Regions from separate parts of the Mus musculus genome. Here region 1 is linked to region 2. A link is a loop called in an ENCODE intact Hi-C map of the cell type or tissue named here. Cell type or tissue: left cerebral cortex. All regions are shown on one strand. Each heading gives the region's core, and the rest is flanking DNA. Links, peaks and the distances in the headings are about the cores only.

What was found. Hi-C counts contacts between places; a loop is a spot of excess contacts. Peaks named below come from ENCODE experiments on the same cell type or tissue, not always from the same donor. Only the 100,000 strongest peaks of a DNase experiment are listed, where the experiment ranks them.
Region 1: a loop joins it to region 2, with 2.1 times the contacts of the local background. A loop is called at or near these places in 6 of 42 quality-filtered maps.

Annotation. Positions count from the first base shown.
Region 1 is chr16:33,150,096-33,160,452 of GRCm38, forward strand. No RefSeq gene overlaps it. Among named protein-coding and RNA genes, the nearest start is that of Gm41447, 18 kb to the left of the region's middle. In left cerebral cortex, for the core only: a CTCF peak has its summit at 5,107 (motif pointing left); DNase peaks (open chromatin) are centred at 1,627, 5,106, 8,161 and 8,729; H3K27ac peaks cover 332 bases.
Region 2 is chr16:33,056,111-33,066,467 of GRCm38, forward strand. It overlaps Rpl35a (ribosomal protein L35A), which reads left to right and starts at 343. Exons shown (of 5, transcript NM_001130485.1): 1 at 343-400; 2 at 1,026-1,068; 3 at 1,280-1,432; 4 at 2,569-2,713; 5 at 3,988-4,079. The coding sequence starts at 1,058. The coding sequence ends at 4,011. It overlaps Lmln (leishmanolysin-like (metallopeptidase M8 family)), which reads left to right and starts at 6,411. Exons shown (of 17, transcript NM_172823.2): 1 at 6,411-6,624; 2 at 10,201-10,298. The coding sequence starts at 6,439. It overlaps Iqcg (IQ motif containing G), which reads right to left and starts at 76. Exons shown (of 11, transcript NM_178378.3): 1 at 41-76. In left cerebral cortex, for the core only: no CTCF peak of the experiment used is centred there; DNase peaks (open chromatin) are centred at 6,292 and 6,904; H3K4me3 peaks cover 1,973 bases; H3K27ac peaks cover 718 bases.

The DNA.
Region 1 (10,357 bases), core at 1,217-9,216, 94 kb after region 2:
CCGCCTGCCTCTGCCTCCTCTGCTGGGATTAAAGGCGTGTGCCACCACGCCCATCTTGATTTATTCATTCTTAATACAAAGTAATATGTCTTCCAGCTGCATTTTAATAATTCAGTCTTAGTTAAATCTGACAGATAGAGAAGGGGGCACGGCATAGAGAGAGAGTTCTTGTACTGTGAAGACAGACAGGATGGATAAGAGCATTTGACTCCGTGGCTTCTTTCCATCATAGCAAAGGCCTCTGCACCCCAGGGTCCAGGGACGTACTGGGACAGACTAATGACGGGAGCCATCCCTGTAAGCTTGCTGTTCACCACGCTGAAGGATCCTGGGTAAGAGTCACTTGTCCAACAGTTTCTGGGATTAGATGCTTGTGTGATGGGAACGGTGGATAGATACACTGGCCAGACCTCACTGGGGAGCAACTTTATAGCACTCTCAGTGCCTGGGCCCAGTGGGCAGAAGTGGGCACCAGCTGGCCCTACAGTTTGGACCCTGCAGGGTTGGACTTGTACAGTCAGATCTTGGTGACAGAGCTGGTGTCATCTTCATAGGCATTGCCACTTCCCACTGGCTGCTAATGGGTGGGATGAAGTCAGGGTATGGCGACTTTATGGGTTCCCTTGCTACCTTATCCCTTGCAACAGCCCCCCGCCCAAGCACTAGGTAGGAGAGAGAGATGTTAGAGGGGAAAGAGGGCATCAATATTGTTAGACTACTTCCTGCTGATTGTGGGCAAGTATGATCTCTGTAGTCGGGATACCAGCAACCACAAGCAGAAGGAGCAGCAGGAGGAAGAACCCCGCCCCCCCCCCCCGCGCCCCCCAGGGCTGTAGCATTTTGATACTTTCTCAAGAGTTCCCAGAATTCCAAATGTCATATCCTACATTTGCAGAAACTATTTGCAGATGGAAAAAAAAAAAAAAAAAAGCCCCTGTTAGAGCACGAGGCAGATCATAAAATCTACAGCCGTGGACCATCTAAAGCAGTCCCACGGGGGCTGGTGAGATGGCTCAGTGGGTTAGAGCACCCGACTGCTCTTCCGAAGGTCCAGAGTTCAAATCCCAGCAACCACATGGTGGCTCACAACCACCCGTAATGAGATCTGACTCCCTCTTCTGGTGTGTCTGAAGACAGCTACAATGTACTTACATATAATAAATAAATTAAAAAAAAATAAAAATAAAAATAAAGCAGTCCCACATCTGATACCTAGGATTAAAACAAAAACATATATCCCTATAAGATTTCTGGGTTTTTAAAGAAATCAAAATTCCTACTACACAGGGTCTCCCTCTGCAGCCATAGTGACCTCCAGCCATCAGCTTGTCATCCATCGGGACACCACCTCCAGCAGCCATGGAGGACCCTGCAGACACCTCACTGGCTTCTTGGTCCTTCCTTTGGGTCCATGGCCAGTGCTGCAGCTGCACAGAGTGCAAGGTTCTTTGTTTTGTTTTAAACAACTATGAAAGCTGCTACTGTAGGTTGCAGACAGACGGTGCATTTAATTTTTTTTTTTTCCTTGCAGCCTAGAGTTCTTCCCAGCCTCAGATGATAGGCTGTGTTCCTTTTGAAATTCCGGGCCAGTTGGGAGAACAGATTGCACAAGAGAGGAGGTCCTTCTGGTCCTTGTAGATCTTAAGATAGAGCAACCAAAAAAACAACCCCAGAGTGAAAACAAGAAGCGAAAGCTGAGAGGATACGCTTTTCAGTTGATCTGTTTTACTATTCCTCCCTCGTCAACTTCACAAATGTTCCTTGAGCTTCGTGTGGGACCAGCACTCTGTGCTGGCGCTGGGGATGCGGCAGGCAAGGAGGTCTCCAAGCTGGCAGACACAGCTTGGGAGATGAGAGGGATAATGATGACAAAAGACGTCCATGCCCTAATCTTGGGACCTGTGAACCTGTTTGGTGCCTGGCGCCCAAAGTCTCACACGGGTTCGGCATTAGATAAACCATTGAGCTGTATTCCCGACTCGGGTGAAGGTTTTTCAGATATGATATTTTTCTCCATTATCTGAGTGAGTCTGATATAATCACTGTTTTTTTTTTGTTTTTTTTTTTAATAAGGAGCTCAAAGGGTTGGGGATAAGGCTCAGTAGATAAACATGGTGGGTGCTTGTACACACATGAACACATGTGCACCCCTCCCACAAGAGGCTCAGCAAGTAAAGCATGATCTTGAGGTGGCTTGGGGGTAACAATGCATGCAGCAAGCCTGGTGTCCTGAGTTCCTCACACACAGGGTGAAAGTCAAGATCTGACTCCTGCAAGTGTTCTTGGGACCCAGCACAAGCTCCCACACTCAGTCTTACATACACAGCAAGTAAGTAAGTAAATACGAAACACCTTAATAAAAATATAACATTGCCTTGGGGCAAACATTTTTTAAATAGGGATGCAGGAAGGTCACATAGAGGAGAGCTGTGGAGATGGAGGCAGGGTCACAGAGGTTGAGTGCCACCCTGTTGTTCTTGCCGCAGAGGGAAGAGCCACTTAAAAAACACATCTTAGTGGGGGGCTGGAGAGATGGCTCAGCAGGTAAAAGCACTTGCTATGTAGTCCTGATGCCCTGAGAACCGGGTCATGAATTCACCTATTCTGTCTACACACACACACACACACACACACACACTAAATAAATAAGTAAACAACAAAGCCTAAACCCACTTCTGTTTAGTAAGGCATGCAGATGGGAAATATAGGACTTTGGAATGAACAAGAGGAAGGAGCAATTAGAGGTTCTGTCCTGGGGAGGTAGAATGGGCTGCCCTCCCCTCTCTTGCTGTTTTATACGGCACTATCCTGTTCTTCATTCCCCAGGTACCCAACTGCAGAGTGCTCTCTGCCCACCCTACCCCTCAAGCCCCTCGTTCTGTCTGTGTGTATCACCCAGAAGCAAGGATGTTCTGTTTTGTCCCTGCTCAGTCACGATTCATGTCTCTTGGGTAGATCACACTTGGTCATCTTCTGCTTCCTTAGACAGCACAGATAGATACCCTGTGTAGATCCATCTTAGCAAGTATGCTTTGCTTGCACGGCCTCTGGTGGCCACAGAACACTGGTTTCAGGTTTTCCTGCCCACAAGGAGCTCACTGGCACGGGGTGGAAAGCTGGGCATTGGGAATTGTAGGTTAGACAGCCATAACTTTGAACTACTTGAGAACATAGCCATCACTCTCAGGAAAATTCATCAACAGTGGTAGTGGTGGTGGTAAGGGGGGAGTAGAGCCCTCAGGCAAGCAGGGCAGCAACCTGGTGGCTCTGTGGTTCTGTTCTAGGTACATCCAACAGCTGTGTCATGTGACTGCCTTTGAGTTCCATGAGATAACACCATTACAGAGACTTCTAAAGACTCTCCCTTTTCCCTTCAGCCAATTTTAGCTGAATTTTGTTGACAGCCAGAGAATGTCAGCCAATTTAAAAAAAAAAAAAAAAAAAGATTTCTGGGGAATTGTCTCTGGAGAAAAGCTGTTGACAAGGACGCTTCTGGGTACCCTCTGCCCTTTCATAGGACAGAGGCCAGAAAGCCTGTCTGTGTTTGCTGTGTTGACTGCCTGTCTGTGTTTGCTGTGTTGACTGCCTGTCTGTGTTTGCTGTGTTGACTGCCTGTCTGTGTTTGCTGTGTTGACTGCCTGTCTGTGTTTGCTGTGTTGACTGCCTGTCTGTGTTTGCTGTGTTGACTGCCTGTCTGTGTTTGCTGTGTTGACTGCCTGTCTGTGTTTGCTGTGTTGACTGCTTTTGGGGTTTTGTTGATTTGAATTGCTGACCCTTCCTGCAGCTAAGCTTTGAAGCTGAGTCTCATGCAGTGAGAACTAGCCTGGAACTGACCTTGGACTCCTGATCCTCCTGTCCCCACCTCGTCCACGGTGGAGAGGTGTCAGGAAAGGAACTTGAGGTGAGAACTGAGCCTCAAAAGATCCCTTTGTCTGGGCTTCCTGTTTTCTGGAACCAAGACGCATGCCCTCTAACAAATTAATAATCCGAATATTTATGCAGTGAGTGCCTGTGAGTCTGTTACTGAGGATGCAGGTCATCTTTCATCACCTCCTTCATTTTACTATATCATGTGTTCACATTCGAGTTTGCATGCCCGTGTGCACTGCGTGTAAGTCAGAACAACTCATAGGTATCCGTTCTCTTCTACCACGTGGGTCCTAGAGATGAGCTCAGATCACCACTGAGCCATATCGCAGGCCACAACCACCTTCTGAAGTGGTCAGGTGCAATTATATGGACACAGCCTTGGGCTGGGGGCACCTGAGGGAAGGGGTCACATCCCTGCTTCTGGGTGTTTCCTGGTTCCTCCTTGTGTGAATCATTCTTTCCCATGTCTGCAGGGATTCTCAGGAGTCTCCCGGCTGGCCGCAGAGCATCCAGGCTGCCCACCCTGCTCACCCAAGGAAGAGCCCTGTTGTGGCAGAGGAGTGGCAGATGGGACTCTTAACAGGGACACCTCCTCTGGAGTCCGTGCACCTGCCCATTCCTCTAAGCCCTGCATCCTGATGCGGCCTTTCCCTAGGGCAGGCAGGGAGCTGGCAGACAGGCCAAGCTGCTCCTGTTTTAGTCAGGTCACTTCTGAGCAGGGTAGCCAGACTTCAGCCAGCCGTGTCTCACAAGCACAGCAGCACAAGATGAAGCTGCAGGCCTGGCGTGGTGGCGCACGCCTTTAATTCCAGCACTTGGGAGGCAGAGACAGGCGGATTTCTGAGTTTGAAGCCAGCCTGGTCTACAGAGTGAGTTCCAGGACAGCCAGGGCTATACAGAGAAACCCTGTCTCGAAAAAAAAAAAAAAAAAAAAAAAGAAGCTGCAGGAAAAACCAAACACACCCACCCATAGCCTGTAAACCTCTCCGTCCGGTGCTATCTCCATGCAATCTATTTTTGTATGACTCCCTCTGTCTGCAGCCGCTGTTTAGGGAACTTTCAATAATGTATGAGAAGACACAAACACATTCTCCTACTTTAAAAAAAAATCAATAGATAGGGGCTCAACAGTTAAGAACACTGTTCTTACAGAGAATCTGGTTCTAAACCCAGCACGGAAAAGGTAGCTCACAACCCTATTTAACTCCAGGTCCAGTGAATCTGATGCCCTCTGCTGGATTTTTTGGGTACAAAGAGCACGTGTGGTACACAGACATATATGTAGGCAAAACAGCCATACATAAAAAATAAATACATTATCAAGGAGCTGAGTATGAGTATTGGCTTTTGGATGGGGACAGGTGGAGGTCAAGATGTAGGCAGCTGAGACCCCCAGTTCAGGTGGTAGATCCGTTCAGGGATCTGCTACCGGAGGATTTAACTTAGAATGGCTTACAAACTAGGATGCTAGTTGTTGTGCTCAGCGATTGAGTTACCTGTTGATTGGGGGCGGGGGGGGGCGGAGAGAAGAAGCTGAGTATGGTTAGCACACACCTTTAACCCTAGCACTCAAGAGGCAGAGGCAGGTGGATCTCTAAGTCTGAGGCCAGCCTGGTCTACAGAGTGAGTTCCTGGGCAGCCAGGGCTACACAGAGAAACCCTGTCTGGTGGGGTGGGGTGGGGTGGGGGGGGAAGCAAAACCATAAACAAACAAAGATCCCACTGTCTGCAAGGCTCCTATGCCAGCTGTTCTGTACACATCTTTGTTAGGTCTGAATGAAGCCCAGGACAAATGGTGCCTATTGGCATATGGAAGAGCATGCTGGCCCCCAGGCTCTCACTGCATTGTGAGTGCCTGTTCCAGAGTCCGTGCTGGCATCCAGGCTTCTCTCAGCTCTTCTTACCCCGCCCCCTTCCCTAAACTCCTCGCTCTTGGGTTTCCCTACCCCAACTTCACATCCCCACATAACCCTGCCATTTCAGTTTTGCGTCCTTTTGTGCTCTTGGTTCTCTTGGTTTCTGTCTTAGTCAGGGTTTCTATTCCTGCACAAACATCATGACCAAAAAGCAAGTTGGAGAGGAAAGGGTTTATTCAGCTTACACTTCCATACTGCTGTTCATCACCAAAGGAAATCAGGACTGGAACTCAGGCAGGTCAGGAAGCAGGAGCTGATGCAGAGGCCATGGAGGGATGTTCTTTACTGGCTTGCTTCCCCTGGCTTGCTCAGCCTGCTCTCTTATAGAACCAAGACTACCAGCCCAGAGATGGCACCACCCACAAGGGGATCTCCCCTTGATCACTAATTGAGAAATGCCTTACAGTTGGATCTCTTGGAGGCATTTCCCCAACTGAAGCTCCTTTCTCTGTGATAACTCCAGCTGTGTCAAGTTGACACACAACCAGCCAGTACAGTCTCTCTTGCCTCTCTCTCTCTTCTTTTACTTCCTCCCCAACCCCTCTTTTCTCGTGACCCTGTTCGATTGACTGGCCATATCTAGTCTACTAGTTTCTCTGTTCTGGACTTAGAAACCTCTGGTGGTCCTCTCCCTCATATCTTCACTACATGCCTCCTCAACCATCCCTTGGGCCAGTGGTGTCCTCATGTCACTCTGTCTACACACAGTCTGTCAGTACCGTGAAGCCGTGAGCAGGACGTGGAGCACAACGATTCTCTGTAATATTTCAGGTCAGGAAAGCAGAGAGCTCCTGCTTGTCACGTGGGTCCTAAGCAGCGGCCACTGTGGAGCCATGGGGTCCCCTTCCCAGGCTCTATCAGTGGGAAATGCCACTCAGCCAACCCATCCACGTGAACTCCAGATCCGAAAATCTGACTTGAGGCAGAGGTGCTTTCTTTATATTATGTTAATTTATCACATGTGTGTGTATGCATGGGTGAACACACGTGCAATAGCCTGTGTGTAGAGGTCAGAGGACAACTTTCAGGCGTTGGCTCTCTCCATCCACCACGTGGGTCCCAAGGGTTGAATTCTTGTCATTAGGCACCTCACTGCACCACAGCTACACATTTTTTTTTTTGAGATAGGGTTTCTCTGTGTAGCCCTGACTGTCCTGGAACTCACTCTGTAGACCAGGCTGGCCTCAAACTCAGAAATCTGCCTGCCTCTGCCTCCCAAGTGCTGGGATTAAAGGCATGCGCCACCACGGACCAGAGCAACACTTTAAAGGAATGGAGCTTGGAGCATCTTCTCCCAGGACCCTGGGACTTCGGGCTTTGCTTTTCTCTGTGTGGGTGTCTGGGGCTTTCATGGTCCTGGCCGATAATAGCAACCTTCCCCACCATACCAGTTTCCTTTACTCAGAATTTTACTTTACAACCCAATGTTTCTTTGGACAATTTGAGATATGGTACTTGTTATGGTCTGTATATGCTTGGCCCCGGGAGTGGCACTATTGGAATGTGTAGCTCTGTTGGAGTAGGTGTGGCCTTGTTGGAGTAGGAGTGTCACTGTGGGTGTGGGCTTTAAGACCCTCATTCTAACTGCCTGGAAGCCAGTCTTCCACTAGCAGCCTTCACTTGGAGATGTAGAACTCTCAGCTCCTCCTGTACCATGCCAGCCTGGATGTTGCTATGCTTCCCCCTTGATGATAGTGGACTGAACCTCTGAACCTGTAAGCCAGTCCCATTTAAATGTTGTCTTTTATAAGAGTTGCCTTGGTCATGGTGTCTCTTCACAGCAGTAAAACCCTAACAATGACAATATTTTTTTAAAAAAAGAGAGAGTTTTATTTATTTTTATTTTATGCATATGAATGCTTGCTTGCATAAATATATGTGCACCACTTGAGTGCCTGTTGCCTGCAGAGCCCAGAAATGGCATCAGCTCCCCTGGAACTAGAGTTACAGATGGCTCTGAGCCACCATCTAGGTGCTGGGGACTGAATCCGGGTTCTCTGAGAGAGGACTTCATGGTCTTAACCACTGAGCCATCCCTTCCAGCCACCAGGCCTTCAGTTCCCTGCCAAGCTCTACCTCCCAAGGCTGAGGTTAGAGTTCTGGGTTCACCCCTGGCAGATGAGGAGAGGGAAGAGCATCGAGCTTCAGCAGACTAAGGTTGTGGGGTTGACATAGCCCAGGAAGCCTCCTGCCCAACCACTGGAAGGGCATAGCTCTGTGTAACAGGAGAGCAAGCTTCTGTCCAGCTGGCTCTGGGCGGGAGGGGTGGCGGGCGGCGAGACCACATTAAGCACTTCTCGTGGAATTCTGAAAGCTAAAAGCCCCAGCAAAGGAGCCAAAGCCGGGACCGACCATCTGCTCCAGCTGGACAGAAAAGGGGGATTAGGCAGACATTAGAAATGCAGAGCCAGCCGGGTGAGGTGGCACACGCCTTTGATCCCAGCACTTGGGAGGCAGAGGCAGGCAGATTTCTGAGTTCAAGGCCAGCGGTCTACAGAGTAAGTTCCAGGACAGCCAGGGCTACACAGAGAAACCCTGTCTCGAACCCCCCCCCCCCCCGCAAAAAAAAGAAATACCGATCCAATCGTGCCGCTTAGAATCAGCGAGGAGGGTAGAACCCAGGGCCTCACACGTGAGCCGTGAACACTCAAGTCTGAGCTGTGCGCCGGGTCCTTAGATGGGAGCTTTTGATTCTTTCAACTCTGAAATGAGGAATCTAAGGTTCTAGAAGGGGAAGTGTTTGGACAGAAGGCCACGCGTTTGTACCGCGTCTGGGGGTGGGGGGTGGGGGGTGTTGCAAACTTCGCTCTTATCATTGGCCTTCAAACCATCTGTTCAGCCCAGGAGTGCTCTCCAGTGTATTCCCTTGTGCTGCATGAACAACAGCTTTAGCACCAGGCTTCTATGCTAATGTACACGTGTCTAAGACAGCGCATAATTTCCAGACTTTCCAAAAATTTACTTAGCCATGTTCTTTTTTTAAAAAAACCCTGTATCTATGTACAGTCTCTAAAAGAGGATTAAAGGATTCTCCTCAAATGCTTAGGAAACGAGGCCTCGTACTGTACTGCGCTGTTAGCCTCGGGGATGCATGCTCGATGTTAGCCTCCGGGATGCATGCCCACACACACACACACACACACACACACACACACGATCCTGATCATTCACACAGCCAAGCACTGATGCAGGGGCGCAGGACTCGGGATGGAAAACCATCTCCTACAGGCTGCATTGATCTCAAAGTGCTGGAGTCTGTGTGGTGGAGGGATGGGAATGTGTCTAGGACATGGCTGTTCCCTGGGATGAGGGGTCACCTCAGCTTATCTGGGGTCAGGGCTCACCCAGCCTCAGCCTGCCTTAACATACACTGTTTCATTGGTGTATGGCAGGTCATTATCTTCCTGGACGTCACAATCTAGTCGGTGAACCAAGCATACCAGGAGTGATGTGGTGACAGGTAGGACAATAAGGGACACAACAAAAAGAAACAAAATGTCTTATAAACATGGACAGTTAGAAGACAGGCCTAGAGAATGGAGTCAAGGGAGAGCCAGCATGACTCACAGAGGCTGCTACCACTGGGTATTAAAGAGCAATTGAGAACTTTCCAGAGTCTGAATGGGAGAAGGGAGGATCTTGTATGCATAGGCATAGAAGTGAAACTGCTGACTCAGGTGGTTCTTCCTCCCCGCCCATCCCAGGAATAAGACTCAGACTCAACATATATTATAAATACCTTGGCCATATAGCTAGGCCCTTCCCTGACTAGATCATAAAATAACCCAATTATTCTAATCTACATTCTGCCACCTGGCTGGTTACCTGTGCTCAGGTACCATGCGTCAGTCTTGGGTGATCTTCCATGCCTGACACTCTCCCAGAATCCTTTCTGCCTACAGGATGTTCCACCTCCTATTTCCTGCCTAAGCTATAGGCCATCAAATTTATTATGGACACCTGTCTTAGGATTTTACTGCTGTGAAGAGACACCATGACCAAGGCAACTCTTTTGTTTGTTTGTTTGTTTGGTTGGTTTTGTTTTTGTTTTTTCGAGACAGGGTTTTTCTGTGTAGCCCTGGCTGTCCTGGAACTCACTCTGTAGACGAGGCTGGCCTTGAACTCAGAAATCCGCCTGCCTCTGCCTCCCAAATGCTGGGATTAAAGGCATGCGCCACCACGCCCGGTTTCAAGGCAACTCTTATAAGGACATTTAATTGGGGCTGGCTTACAGGTTCAAAGGTTCAGTCCATTATCATCAAGGTAGCAATATGGCAGCATCTAGGCAGGCATGGTGCAGGAGGAGCTGAGTTCTACATCTTTATCTGAAGGCTGCTAGTAGAAGACTGACTTACAGGTAGTTAGGATGAAGGTCTTAAAGCTCAAGCCCACAGAGACACACCTGTTCCAACAAGGCCACACCTCCAAATAGTGCCACTCCCTGGGCCAAGTATTCAAACCACGACAACAGGCCCCACATCCATACAGACCCATGATATTTTCTCTACATGAAACCACATGAGTCTTGTTGGTAAGAAGAGGACAGCATGCCAGGGTAGGGAGTGAGGAAC
Region 2 (10,357 bases), core at 1,558-9,557:
CCATTCTAGGAAGAGGAGAAAACACTTAACTTTTCCTTACCTCTCTACCAGCCCAGCTGGAGGCGGGAACCAAACTAATCGGTAGCTATGGCAACGCGTCGCGCAAGCTCTTTTTTTTTTTTAAGTAGGACCCCTGATTCTTTCTTAGTCGACTACGATTTTGCCTTTCCTTGTTCCTAAATAATACGTGTTGCCGCTTACAAAGACGAAAGGGCAGGAGGGAAAGAATTTAAAGTTCTTGAGCGCGGCTTGGCTGAGTCGAGCCTCTCTCTCTGTCTCTGACCTTTGCTTTCTGGCGCAGTGTGAGCGGCCTAAGCGCGGAGAGGGGCGGGGCGTGCGTCCCACAAGGCCGCGCGGCGGGGCTTGCCTTCCTCTTTCCGCCATCTTGGCGCCTGTGGAGGTGAGGGGGGTTCCTGCTGCTGAGCTTTGGGGCCCGATTGCTGGGGTGCGTTTAGTTTCATCCCTCACCGAGACAACCTGGCGTCTCGGAGAACCCGACCGCCAGAGGTTTCTGGGGATTCCAGGAGGATGGAGGGCGGGATGGAGGCGATGACGGGCTGATGGTGTGGAGGCCCCGGCCGGGGGAGGAGAGCTCGCTGGTCTCGGTCGATCTCCGGCTCGGGAGGAGAGAATGGGTGCATTTCCCCCGGTCTTACTGGCCCGGGGAGCGGTGGTCCCTGGGAGCTGGGTTCCCCGCACAGAGCCGGATCTCGCCTGTGTTAGCTGCTTTCTGTACTGATGGAGGCATGAGCTCGCCTCCGGGTTCCTTTTGGGGTTTGAGAAGTTAAGTCTCGGGTGAGTCGCCTTCCCACCCGGCCTTTGCCCACGATTCCGAGTCGTTCGTTGTCATTGGTTGTCGGAGCCCTGAGTATTTTGCCAGGCTCTGCCTCTATAGGGGGCAGGGCGTAGGTAAGAGGTCCCCATCCTTGGGACGCCGACTGAAGCCATCTCTCGCGCCGGGAAATAGTGACAGGTGGGATGCGTGCTGCATGACTCTCGGTTGAGCTCTCGGTTTTGTTTTTCAGGCCTGCTGGGAACAGGACTTCTAACAGCAAGTATGTCTGGAAGGTACGCGATCTCACAATAGTCGTTTTCTCCATTTCTGTTTCGTTCTATTAAACGCGAAGCTAAAGTTCAGTGTAATGCGGGAGGGGAACGAGAGGTCTGCTGTAGATAGCTGGAGTAGGAATTGCTACAAAGCAAATCATGGTGGCTTGCTAAAAGATACATGAAAAGTTGTAACGGGGTAGTCATCATGTCTTTCTTAACGTTGTCTTAGGCTGTGGTGCAAGGCCATTTTTGCTGGCTACAAGCGAGGTCTCCGGAACCAAAGAGAGCACACGGCTCTTCTTAAAATTGAAGGCGTTTATGCCCGAGATGAAACGGAGTTCTACTTAGGCAAGAGATGTGCTTATGTGTATAAGGCAAAAAAGTAAGTATGCTCCCATGCCTTTTAATTTTTGGTTGACTAATCTCGTTTTTTCTACTGAAAAGGTAGGGGTGTTAGTGAGAAATTGGTGTGGTTGAGTCTTCCTAGACACGTGAAGAGCTTAGAGGAAATTAGAGAGGGATCTTTTTGTCGGTGGTATGGACTATATAGGCACCATTGGTTCGTAGTACAAGTGTAGAAGTTCCCTGTGTTAAGTCCCTAACATGGTTAAAAACAAAGATTACAGCTCTTAGTACCTTTCATTTTCCTTTGAAAGGGTTTATATAGTACTTTTCAATGTATCTTGATTTGTTTTAGTTACTAAAAATGACAATTACTAGAATAGATTGTTCTTGTTATTGTACAATTTATTTGCTCCCACATCTATATTGAGTTAGGTGATTCTGCTCTGCTCTGTGAACAAACAGTCTATTGCACCCTGACTTAGAACAATTGAGGTTACATTTGGAAAAACTAGTTGAAAAATTAGTTAATTTTTTATGTGCATTGGTGTTTGCTTGTTTGTATAGCTGTGAGGGTGCCAGATTCCCTGGACCTGGATATTTGTGTGTATGTGTGCGTGCGCGCGCGCGCGCGCGCGCGCGCGCTTGTGTGCTTGTTTTAAGCTGGGTTCTATATTGGTTCTCTGGTCCCTCTTTTCCTACTGGGAATTGAACATAAGGCCATACAGAAATTGGCCCTTGTGTGCACTGTCAGGGCATGCGTATGTGTGTGAGTCCTGCATGCCCTTAGTCCCAGCATTCAGGAGGCAGACCTGAGTGAGGTCTGTAGCTGAGGCTCAGCCTGGTTGAGACCTCAGTCGTTTGCTTCATGCCATCATTCTCAGTCTCTGATAGCCTGTGCTTTCAGGTCCTCGTTTTCAGCTTTTATCCTGAGTAGGTGTCATTGCTGTGTCTTTCCACATTTACTCTTAATGGTTTTAGTACACAGATTCTTCTGACTATCCTGGAAATAGGCTTTATGTATATGAATTGTTGAATGAATATTGTTCCCCCCAATTTCTCAAGGTGTTCTGTGTGGAGAGTAGAGGTGGGAGCCTGGACCCTAGGAAATAACTGAGTTAGTGTCATGTTTATGTCCGTGTTGGAGCTCATGCCGCTTATGTCTTTAAAAACCAGCAATACAGTGACTCCTGGAGGTAAACCAAACAAAACCAGAGTGATCTGGGGAAAGGTAACTCGGGCCCACGGAAACAGCGGTATGGTTCGTGCCAAATTCCGAAGCAACCTTCCTGCAAAGGCCATTGGACACAGAATCCGTGTGGTGAGTGCCAATAGCAAAATAAATGGCTCTTTTGATACTTACTACCTACCTCAAGACTTGTGAGTGTAAAAGTCCAGAGTATAAACCAGTTCTGTGAATTGGTGACTGACTTAAGTGGAAAAAAACAGAACTGGCAGGGTGAAGCAGGCGAGGGTGGCCCGCAAATGAATAGCATTTAAGTTTCATTATCACTAAAGCAACCTGGGAGGAGAAATACTTTGGACAGGATTTATTTGTGTCTTTGTGCCAAAGTCTTATGGTGTGCCCCCGGTTGTCCTGGAACTTGTTATGTACACAAGGCTCATATTTGACTATGGCAGGTTCTCACAAAGTTGTCAAGGCTGGTCTTGAACTTAAGTCCTGCCTCAGCCTTCTAAGTAGGTGGGATTTCAGGCCAATGCTACCTAGCTCATCTTATGTCGTGCCTTGTTTGGGGGGCATGTTATGGTTTGTTATGTCTACCATCTCAGTCCTGCCAGACTAGACAGTGACTTTATCCTGTACATGGGAAGCATGCTCATACCATGTTTCAGGACTTTGGCCCACGGGGGCATGCTATGTTGAGATTTTTGTCATACTTTCGCTTGGGTCCATTTATAGTGTACTCTAATGGTGGGAATGTTGGGCGCCACCATACCCCACTCGACAACTTGCATTTTAGGGCTGTCATTTATGTGGGCATACATGGCACAAGAGTGTATGAAAGTCAGAGGGCAATTTGTAGGAGTCAGCTATTCTGCTGTGGCATTTGCAAGAATCAAACTCCATGTGGTCAGGCTTGGTGGCAAGTGCCTGTATCCACTAAGCCATTTCACTTGAGTATTTTTGTTTAGTTTTGATTGCTTTGATTTGGGGCTAGGGTTCATAGGTCAGTTCGGAGTCCTGATTATAGTTAGCATTCATGACCCTTGGTCTTGGGTACCAGGGGGGAAAAGTGCTGGTTCCTGAGGCTGGGAGGTGGCTCAGTTGGAAAAACTGAGGTTTTTTTCCCCCAGCAGCCACATAAAGACAGGCACAGCAGTATCATGTCTGTAATTTGAGCCCTTGGGAAATGGGAGAATCTGTGGGGCAGTCAGTGAGAGAGAGACCGTTCCATCTCAAGAATGTACGTGTCACTGTAGATGACCATGTACAAAATGAGTATTACATAAGGTCAGATGCTGTGCAAATGCCTCCTTACTATCAGGATAAAGCCACCAGGTGCATTTTGGGATGAGTAATACGGTAATGTGATATTTATTATTCACCTAATGTTTCTGTTTCTTTTTCCCCAGATGCTGTACCCATCCCGGATTTAAACTAATGGAGAGTAAATAAATAAAAGTAGATTTGTGCTCTTGTATTTTTTTTTCACATCTGTCCTAAATTGAGTTTCTCTTTGTTAAGGTGTTTGGAGTTGTATAGCAGTTTTGGAGTGCAAGGAACTTCTATGTAATAGTATTAGACAAAAAGTTTTCCTGGGTGAGGTGACATATACCTTCAGTGCAGATGCTCACATCCAGGCCAGCCAGGACTGTATAGTGAGAGCCTGTCTCAGGAAAAGTTTTCTGTTAATTAATGCTGGAGCAGAGCTGGGTTATATGAGTAACCTATAGGAGCGTGATTTCCATTCTAGATTTTTAGTGAAAGAAGCATCAAGTCATCATAGGCCTGAGGTGGATCTCACTGAGACACTGACCACTGCCATGCTGTGGGCGTGAGGTGAGGCACCATGGTAATAGTGCATGCTTGTTCCCCATACAAATCCAGAACTCAGGAGGGACTTGGGAAGAATTTGAATGGTGCTTGTCTGGATAAACGGGGGTAGGATGGCATGGTGGTGTTGGGGACTGATTTGGGATTGGTCAAGTGAAAGTAGTATGTCCTGAAAAGGTCAGACTAGTGCATTTTATTTCTACCTTGGAAAACTGCCCTTGAAAATGGCTGGTTTCAGTACCTGCAGGGTTGATAATAGCATATTTACAAAAGTATGCAGGGCTCTCAAACACATGAAGGTTTGAGGATATCCTGGAAATAAGGCATATTTAGGTTGCTAACAAGTTCTTTTATTAACCAATTTAGACTGGACTGTGCTACAGAGCCTGAGCTATTAAAGAAATGGCCAGGCAGTGGTGGTCAAATCTCTTGAGTTAAAGGCCAGCCTGGTCTATAGTGAGGTACCCCCACACCCCAAAAAATGGTTGAGTCCTTTCCACCAAGATGATGGTACTGCAACTATTGCGGGGAAAACTGCATCAGAGGGCACAAGGCAGTTCCCAGAAAGGTTGGTTAGTTCAAAGCGAAGTTGGCATTGCAAGTTGTACTTTTGGAAAAGTGTTCCTTGCTGGGTTGTGAGTGGTCTCCAAAGGAGTAATAAAGAGCAACTAGGTTAGCTCACTAGATTCCTATGTACTTAATATTGGAAACTACTTTTTAGGGGTGTCAGTCTTGGATTTATTATAATCTAAATTGTTTTCCCCAAAAGCTACTTGTGTGTCAGTTATGTGGTCAGCAGTGACCACTGGAAAGGTTAGGTGTCTGAAAGGAGCGGCACAGGGGTCTTAGGTACTCCGCTGGGATTTTTTTTTTTTTTTTCTTCGAGACAGGGTTTCTCTGTATAGCCCTGGCTGTCCTGGAACTCACTCTGTAGACCAGGCTGGCCTTGAACTCAGAAATCCACCTACCTCAGCCTCCCGAGTGCTGAGATTAAAGGCGTGCGCCACCACGCCCGGCGGGATTTTTTTTTTTAAAAGATTTATATGTAAGTACACTGCCACGCCCGGCGGGATTTTTTTTTTTTAAAAGATTTATATGTAAGTACACTGTAGTCTTTAGATACAGAAGAGGGTGTCAGATCTATCTTGACAAATCACCATAAACTGAGGTGGGGTTTGCAATTTTGAGAACTGAAATTGAATGGACAATAAGTGCTGCTTTAAACAATTTCTAGAATTCCATCTTTAAAGTAGTTAGGAAGCCCAGCAGTGGTGACACGCCTTTAATCCCAGCAATTGGGAGGCAGAGGCAGGCAAATTTCTGAGTTCGAGACCAACCTGGTCTACAAGAGTGAGTTCCAGGACAGCCAGGGATACACAGAGAAACCCAGTAACAACAACAAAAAAGAGGCGGGATGGGCTTTGGAAGCTGAATAGTTATGTTTACAAAGTTGAGCCAATGTTGGGAATTAAGTATTTGCGGTAAGCAGAGAAAGGTTGAGACTCCTTTAAGGTATAAGGAATGACTTACACATGCTATGGCAAGTGACCTTTGCGCAGACTTCAACCTTGTAGCTCGGGGCTCTCTAACTTTCCCTGTGTAGTGGGTAGACAAGCTGTCACATATGTACCATAACCCTAGTTGGCTGTCCAAATAGCTTTGGTAGTTACGTGATGGTGCTGGAGTGGACTGAAGGGTCTGGTTCACAGGACCAGCTGTGGGCCGAGCGCTTAGCTGCTACGGAATGAAGTGGCAGCAGCAGCTTCTGAATGCGCCGCTCCGCACGCCCGACCGCTTTGCACTAATCCCCGCTAGCCCAGGGTTCCCACAGCTCAGTTCACGTGGGCTGCCCCGCGGCGCTCATTGGCCAGCTCCGCGCGTCGCCGCGGTCGCCGCTGCCCTCGTCCTCCGCCGGACCCGGCGTAATGCCGGCCAATGGCGAGGCGGCTTACGGCCCGCCACCTGTCCGCGGCGAGGGCGGGCGGCGGCGAGGAGGCGTCGCACTCCATGGTAACGACGCCGGCCCGAAGATGGCGGCCGCTGGGTCTGGAGGAGCGGGCGGCCCGGGACCAGGGCCGCGAGGCCGCTGGGGCGGCTGCCTGTGGGTGCGAGGCGTCCTGCTTGTGCTGGGCGGGCTCCCGGCCGGTGCCGGAGCTGCTCCCGTCTCCCTGGGCACTTCGCCTCCGTGTCGCCATCACGTCCTTTCGGACACTGAGGTAGGGCGAAGCGGGGCGCGAACGGGCCGGGCGAGGGAGTGGCTGGAGTAACGTGGAGGGTGTGGCGTCCCGGATGGCGGACTGCAGGTGCTCTGCAGGAGAAAGCCCTCGCCCGACCCGCAGGACCCGCCGGACCCGCGGGACCCGCCGTCAGCCCCTGCTGCCTGCAGAGCAGCTGAGTTAGGCACTTGTCCCCTCCCGTTCCGCTTAGCCAGTAGTACCACAAACTTGGACGAGCATCAGAATAATCGAAGCGCTTGTTAGAACAGATTGCCGCCCCGCTCCCCCCACTTTCTGACTCAGGAGCTCTGGCATGCATCCCCACAATTCGGATTCCTAGATACTGATGCTGCTTACTTAAGCACCACACCGAGAACCTCTTATCCGAAGACTTGAGAAACAGTTGAAGGGAGAACCAGACAGAGCTGTTGGTAGGAAGGCTACTACTGAGAAAACTCAGGAGACCAAAGTTCAGGATTCGTTTTCTAGTTAGTTATGGCTTTGCTGCCTTTATCCCATCCCCTCTGCTCTGTAAAGTCTGCACCTCCTTTCACCTCAACTCTCTCTCAGTCTTTATAAATTCTTGTAGTCTCGGTTCACTCAGATCTGCCTACCAAAACCTCCCCAGTAGAGCGTTCTTCCCATTTCGTCTGGAGGCCTTATCTGTATTCTGGCATTGAACCAGGTTCTCTTCTGTGCTACGCGTAGCTTTCAGCCTTGCCTTGCAGTGTTCAGACTGGCCTTGAACTTACTGTGTAGCTCAGGCTGGCCTGGAATTTGAGATCCTTCTGCCTCAGTTTCCAGAGTGCTGGGGTTGTAGAAGTATGATATCACTTCTGGCTCTGCTCATCGTTTATCCTCTCCAGTGAGCTTTTTGTTTTGTTGGTGTTCTTTTAACACACACACACACACACACCCCTCCCCCTCGTTTGGTTCTTTCTGTTATTGCTAGCCTTCCTCGACACCTTATTATACGCTCATTTCCCTGTAAGCCCAGTGAGCACATGACAGTCGCATTAAGGGAGTTGCTTCAATTCAGGGCTGAAGAGGTGGTTTCTGCTCCCTGCTCTCTTCCCTCAGCACACATCACATTCTTCTGCTGGGTCTCGTAACTGTTAAGTTTTCATTAGGTAGTGGCCACTGTGAGCCTCCCCCTCGCAGTCTTTCTCCCCGTTACCTTGTGCTACTGTAAGGTCTGAACATGTGTTCTCATTAAGCCCGTAATGCTCTGTGTTCTGCCTCCTGCACAAAACCCCTGGGAAAAGGGGGCCTTACAAGTCAGAGGCACCGTTCCTGTATTTCAAAAGCAGACCTTGCAAGCTGTGTCTTTTCTCCTCTAGTGCCTTCAACTAGTATTCTTTAGTCGTTTTGTTTTCTGAATCAGGGTCTCCTGAGGCCCGGGCTGGCATGGAACTCACTCTGTAGCCTCTACTTGCCTTCATTTCCCAAGTCTTGGTATTATAGGGGTGGATTACCACATTTGGCTTCAAGTGGAACTGGTTTTAAATAGTTCTTCCAAATTTGACAATATATATTATCTATATGACGCTGCCATTCCATTCCTAGAAGCTAGCAGTTCCACTTTTGTATGCTAGTGCTGAGTTTGGTGCTCTGGATTCTGCAGTCTGTATGTGGTCTAGTGCGTATGTAAGTCAGAGAGGGAATAAGCTATGTTTCTCTTAACTTTTCTCAAATAGCCCCTTTTCCACAACATCTCTCCTTAACCTGTTCCTCTAAAGTTGACTTTCGTGCCTTCTGTTTGTGACCTTGAATCAGTTTATTAGGAATTACCGGACTCAGCCGTCTTCATTACCTCAAGGCAATGTAGATGTCATACATGTATCCAAGTACCTGCCACGGTGCCTTGCATATGAAGACACCCAATATACGCTCAACTTAATGAATGCATCGTGGGGCTGTAGTCCACTGATAGAACGTATGACCCCAAAGCCCCGGGTTAGCCTCCAGCATTGTAAAGTAACAGCAGCAGCTGAGCACAACCAAAGCCACAGGGCACTGTCGCCTGCCCATGAGGAGGAAGACTGCAGGCAGGCTGTCTGCCGGGGGACGAAAGTGGACAGAGGGCGCTGTCACCTGCCTGTGAGGAGGAAGACTGCAGGCAGGCTGTCTGCCAGGGGACGAAAGTGGACAGTACACACTGTAGATCAATAGCATGCAGCATAGCTATTTTTCTACAAAATGAGTGATCCCATTTTTGTTCTATAAATATTCAGAAATATTAAATGTAAGAAAAATAATGAAGGAAGCGATTATTCACTGTTAGAGTTATAGGAATGAGTTATGCATAGCCTACTATTTAGCTAAAACTTTTTTTTTCCCTGTGTTTCATAAGTTACATAAAGTTGGTCATCCTGAGCCTGGTGCTGGTGCACGCTTTTAATCCCAGCAGGCAAATCTCTGTGAGTTCGAGGCCAGCCTGATCTACAGAGTGAGTTCCGGGACAGCCAGAGCTACATAGAAAAATCCTGTCTCTTAAAAAAAAGGGGTGGGGGTTATTCTCTTGTAAGAAGGTTTTGTTCTTCTTAAAGGGTAACTTTAGGTCCTGTTAGGGCTGTGTAGCTCCTTTGGTAAAGCACCTTTAAAGCCTGAGGGCCTGAGTTAGGTGTCCTAGAACTCGGGTTACAGAATCAAAATAATAAAGCCAGGTGGGGGTGGTGAACGCCTGTCATCCCAGAATTCAGGGCAGAGGCAGGTGAATCTCTGAATTCGGGGCTAGCCTGGTCTATAGAAGAGTGAATTCCAGGACAGCGAGGGCTATACAGAGAAAACTTGTCTTGAAAAACCAAAATGAAAAAAATAAAACTGACCGAGTGTGAAGGTACATACTTAAATCCTAGCCGTAGAGAAGCGGAGACAGGAGGGGTTCTGGGGCTCACTGGCCAAACAGGTAAGCCTGCTGGGCAACCCCCTCGCCCGTGAGAGACCCCGACTCCAAAAACAAGGTAGATGGTGTTTGCCCACACGCACCTACTCACAAACACACACTCACACACCAGACACTGACAAACACACACTCATGTACACACACCCACACAAGCACACTCTCACACACTCTTACATTTTCAGTCTCCTGTCATTTTCTTCTCTCTTTTGAGACAAAGTCTAACTCTTCCCTGCGTAACTCTGGCTGGCCTTGAACTCCAAATGCTGGGATTGATGGTGTGAGCTGCCCACTCAGCCTCTCTCGTCAGTTTCTAAAGGCTTGGGGTCAGCAAAACTAGATTCTGTATGACAAACTGCAAAGCCTTCACCAAGCCCGAGCCTTTCTGACAGCTGTGTCACTGTAACAATTTACTCACGTCAAAAGTTCAAAATGCTTATCTCTCAGATGATAACATTTTTCTTGGGTGACATTTGGGGTTCAGGAATGCTAACATCATAGAATATAAGGTAAGGGACTTTTAGGGGGTGTCACACTTAAAATTTAGCTCATTTTACTTAGGTCTCAATTGGGCAGTTAAATGAACACACATTATTATATTTAAATTTACTTGAGTAAAGAAAAATGTCATACCCACTTTTAAAAAAGATTTTTCAGACCATTCACTCTTCTAGGTCATAAATAAGGTCCATCTTAAGACAAATCATGTCACGAAGAGAGATGCTGACGGGCATTTACGAATCAAGACCATCTACGACCAGAGCATTGAAGAGTAAGTCTGCTGTTCCTTTGCCACGCGTTTATTGTTTGCTTGTTTGCGACGTCCTGTGC